2 separate regions of the Homo sapiens genome follow, and region 2 is linked to region 1. The links are chromatin loops, found by intact Hi-C in ENCODE. Cell type or tissue: PC-3. All regions are shown on one strand. Region 1 overlaps PLPPR5 (phospholipid phosphatase related 5). Region 2 has its middle 87 kb from the start of PLPPR4.

What was found. A loop is a pair of places that touch in the nucleus more often than their neighbours do. Peaks named below come from ENCODE experiments on the same cell type or tissue, not always from the same donor. Only the 100,000 strongest peaks of a DNase experiment are listed, where the experiment ranks them.
Region 2: a loop joins it to region 1, with 16 times the contacts of the local background. A loop is called at or near these places in 1 of 110 quality-filtered maps.

The regions. Positions count from the first base shown.
Region 1 is chr1:98,920,889-98,923,388 of GRCh38, forward strand. PLPPR5 (phospholipid phosphatase related 5) reads right to left here. Exons shown (of 6, transcript NM_001037317.2): 4 at 994-1,170. Among named protein-coding and RNA genes, the nearest start is that of PLPPR5-AS1, 82 kb to the right of the region's middle. In PC-3, no CTCF peak of the experiment used is centred here; a DNase peak (open chromatin) is centred at 1,133; H3K4me3 peaks cover 1,613 bases; H3K27ac peaks cover 2,461 bases.
Region 2 is chr1:99,176,324-99,178,823 of GRCh38, forward strand. No RefSeq gene overlaps it. Among named protein-coding and RNA genes, the nearest start is that of PLPPR4, 87 kb to the right of the region's middle. In PC-3, a CTCF peak has its summit at 1,332 (motif pointing right); no DNase peak of the experiment used is centred here.

The sequences.
Region 1 (2,500 bases):
TTCATTTGGGTAAAATGTGATATACTCATAATGATTAGTGCACATGAATAGAGGGAAGTTCAGGCTGTTTATTATATACTCATACTTATAAAATGTTATACACTCACAACTTATACTATACTTTAAGAGTATAATCAGATTTTATGGTATAAACATCAGTAAGTATTTGGTACTGATAATAAGTCAGAAAAATACTTAGAAATGCATACAAACCCTTGACTATTGCCTCTGGTTAAATAAATAATAATGAATTCTAAAGTCAGACTAAAATACATTTTCCAACAACCAAAACCTATGGAAATAGTCCTAGAAGATTTTATAATAAGAGTATAAATGGAATGCTTACTTCATTAGAAGTCACTGTGTATGCTCTTTACTATGCGGTGAAATATGATTTGACATGGTATGGTCTTAGAAACTATTCATGAGTTTTTAGTTACTGATGTAAAATGCCTCATCTCACAGGTGAGGCTGACCTGCTAGCACTGGGACATGGAGGCTCAGGGAGAGTACAGCAGGGACTCACTAGGGGACTTTGGGATTCTCTCAATACCCCAGCATGCCAACTTCCCTGAGGAATCTTTAAAAAATATCCAAACCAGTCCTGAAACTCGCCTATAACATTTTTTAAGGATTTATATAAAGTTTGTTATAAATCCTTAAAAAATATTATAGGCAGTTTTTACCCAGTCTTAAAAACTATTTGGGAGGGACAGTATGTTTTTAGGCCAGCTCTATTTTATATGAAAATATATTGTTCAACTTTAAGCATAGGATTTGTATTTTTTTCATCCCCAAACCTGACTTGTGGCAGAACAAATGGGGGAGGAGGAAGAAATGAATGACTTAAATGATTTGTTTTATATACTTAAATGAATGATTTGTTTGATATACTACATTTAGACAAACCCAGTGATTCACACTTGTATTTTCTCATGGTGATTATGCAAGTTAATTAAAAACCCAATGATATATAAATAAATTTGTACTTACCAGAAATACTGCTATAGATATTCCAACCAGAAAGCCTGCTATAACATCTGACCAATGATTTCGATATTCTGCTACTCTGTTGAGTCCAGTAAGAAATGCCAAACACATTAAGCCCAAGCATAGAACTGGCTTAGCAAGTCTGGTTCCCTTGGCTTTGATTGTGTTGGTGATGTACATCTGAAACATTCAATAAAAAAAATGACTTTTCATGAAGGTATTTCCTTTATTAGCATAGCATATTATGTGTATGTACAAACATATATTTATAGACATATATACGCCTGTATGATTCAAATCATTAACTGGAGTTTATGAAGTTTTTGAAATCAGTTTCTTAAAAGCAGAATTCAAGAGTAGCAATTATTTTGTTTTACTTACCTCGTATGGCAATCTCTTACAAATGGCCAATTCTTAGCATAACATTCTTAATCATCTAGAAACACCAAGCACAGATAGTCCAACTGTCTTTTTTTCTTTTTATTCTTACTGTATCCATTCTTGTTTTATCTGAATTTTCATTTTAGATCAACCTCAACAATATTATTAGCAGGGGGAAGCTGTTGAAGTGTTTAAGTGTTTTTAATGTTTCCATTTGTGTATGCCATATTTAGAGGACACATACTTGATAAAAACCAGCATTATGAATACAGCTAGAAAAAATAAAGTGGAATAGATTTCTACCAAACAGATGTTACTTTGAAGGAAGACTTTAAGATTCAATGCAATGCCGAGGTTGCTTTCATGTTGTTAAATGAAATTGTGAAATTACTTTGTTTAACTACATTTTATCAGCCAGAATTAGGACAATAAAACACTTAAGTAGGCCGGGCGCGGTGGCTCACTCCTGTAATCCCAGCACTTTGGGAGGCCGAGGCGGGCAGATAATGAGGTCAGGAGATCGAGACCATCCTGGCTAACATGGTGAAACCCCATCTCTACTAAGAATACAAAAAATCAGCTGGGCGTGGTGGCGGGCACCTGTAGGCCCAGCTACTAGGGAGGCTGAGGCAGGAGAATGGCATGAACCCAGAAGGCGGAGCTTGCAGTGAGCTGAGATCGTGCCACTGCACTCCAGCCTGGGTGACAGAGCGAGACTCTGTCTCAAAAACAACAACAACAACAAAAAAAAACCATAAGTACGATAAGGGAAATGTGTCAACTAAAAACAAAACAAAACAGTGAATAGGTACCTACATTTCTGGCATCTGGACTTATGCTAATGAACATATGGTGTCAATTGATTGCAGCAAATGAAATGTCATGAGCCACTACGCTCAAGAATAATTTGGTCCTTCCCCCATCTAATGTATTCTATAGCTCAACTGCTCATAAGTTTATGTATTATTTTATAAGCAAATTTGTTGACTGTATTCAATTATTATTTCAAGTCATGAGTAGAGCAATTGTAAAAGAAATGACTTTGATAATATAATCAGATTTTATGGTATAAACGTCAATAAGTATCTGGTATTGATAATATACTCAGAAAAATTCTTAGAAATGCATA
Region 2 (2,500 bases), 260 kb after region 1:
TCAAAATGTGAAACATTAAAAAATTTCTCTGCAACATGCTGAAAACCCAAGTTATACCTGCTCAGACACTTCTCACATCTTTCCCCAAAACTTGGAAGCACCCGAGATGCTTCCTGGTCTCTAAGGCATTAAGGAAGCCATTGACAAATAGCTGGGAAACCACTAAGTCAGACAGGTGTGGGTTCCAGTCTCAGCTTTGCATTTACTTTTTCTAGGAACTTGAGAAACTTAACTACCCTGATTGATGGTGTCTTTTTATTGTAAAGATAATAAGAGATAATGGCCATAAAACATTAGTACATTACCTGAATAACAGTATAGATGCTCAGTAAATATCTTTGTTGGAAGAAAATTAGAAGTTAACATTGAGCTCTTCCTAATAAATTAAATTGATGAGGTTTGAAAATTACTTAAATAGTAAGCTTGTATTTAAAAGATCCTTTGACCACATAAAATTTCATTTGGAAAGAACTGCAGGTTTTTCATATCATCTCTATTTTTAGAGTGGAGATGAGAAGAAAAAAAAACACAAGAAAAAAGCACATGGCTAGGACCACTCATTATGATTCAGAAACATGAGTTAGAAAGTGCAGCTGTCTCCCTGCTTTCAGAGCAGATAGCGGCATCATTTTATAAATGAAAGTAGAGATAAAGTCACTGTGATACACATTTCTGCAATAACAAACCAGGGAACATTAGAGACAAATAAATACTCATTGCCAGGGGAATATTTTCTCCTGGGTAAAAGGCATGCATTAATTCTCACAATAGAGTCATCTAATAAATGATTCATCTAGACACTAATATTTAATCAGTTCTTATCTTCAATTGCTCTAAGAACCTTTTAAACACTATAGCATATTTAAACATATTCAGGGTTATTACTTATTCAAGTTTAATTCCTTAGTCAAACTTGTTTTAAAATGAATAAATGACACAAAAGAAAAGAATACTATCGCTTCATACTAAATGCTAATGTTGTAATTATTTTCTTTAGATAAGTAGATTTTTACCTGTAATGTTTTAACTTAGAATTTTTCTGACAATTTTAAAAGTTAATAGGAACTATTTGTTAAGCCATGCAGTTTGCTCTGCGGTTACTTACAAAATGGATTTCAATTTTTCTGTGGAATTGCTTTTTAATTTTTTACAGCACTGCAATGTTTTACCTACTTAATTTCATAATGTGAGTCATCAATAATATATTTCCTACATTCAGTGAAACCAAGTGTGATGCCAGATTGAAAAAATAATGAATTTTCTTTACATTTAGGATTTCTTTTCACATATATGACAATCCTTAGATAAATAAAAATGCTGTCCTGGATTATTATACTTTTCCACAAGAGGGCTCTTGAAAGTCAAAAATATTGCCCATGATTAGTAATCTGCTTACATCTATTGGTAAAAACCAGAGAAACAAGATTTTGAAATATTTCCTGGATAATTAAATTTTTAAAAAATACTTTAAATTAAAGAGTTAACTAATAGTAATCAAAGCCAAAATCGATGGAATGCTTCCTGTGTGCAGGCCATGTGGTTAGTGCTGGATATGTAGCCATTATTATTATTCATTGCACTATAGAGAGTCAGTTACGGTTCAGCATGAAACTTTGGAGATAAGATTGCCTGAGTTTGAATCCCAGCTCTGCCATTTGAATTATTTCTTTGACTTTGGGCAAGATACTTGGTATTTAACTTTATCAGTCCTTGGTTCCTTTTCTGTAAAATGCGGTTGTTGTAAGGATTAAGGGAATTAAGATACATAAAGCAATTAGAAGAGTGTCGGGCACCTAGTAAGTGCTTTGTAAGTTTTAGCTACTACTATCATCACAGAGGACAAAACTGAGGCACATAGAGATTAAAAGATATGCCCTAAATCGTGCGCCCAGTGTCTGGAAAGATACAAGGTTTTGCCCCACCAGTGTGCTAGAACATGTATTAGCCAATATGCCTCTAATATAAGAGAAGATTGGCAACACCATCTGCTTATTCCTACCCCCACTGACAGCACTGGGGGACCCATCCCTGCTTAACCACACTGCCCACCTGTCCACGGTCCTGGATTATCCATACCTCTCAGGGTTATCTCTCATCGTAATAATCATTGATTTATGTATTGAACTCCGTCACGAGTCTACTTGAGTTCCAGGACGATATCTTATTTATTTTTGCTTTCCTAGCACATTTTGGTTAGCAAGAATTAACAAGGATGATTTAAAAAAAATAAGGGTGTGCTAATATTTCCAACTGTCCTATAAAACGATTTTTGTTAAACCCATTTAACAGATGAAGAAATCGAAATTCTAAGATCAAGATCTCACGGTTTGAAATAGCCATACTATTGGAAACCAGATCTGAATCTGAAGCCTGTGTTTTCTTCACTATAATGACCCACACATGTGCTCAGGGTTGTTTGTGCATTTACTGACTGAAGACAGACTGTGAAAATTCCACCAAGAGACATAACGGAGTGTTTTCAATGTATATATAGGCTAAG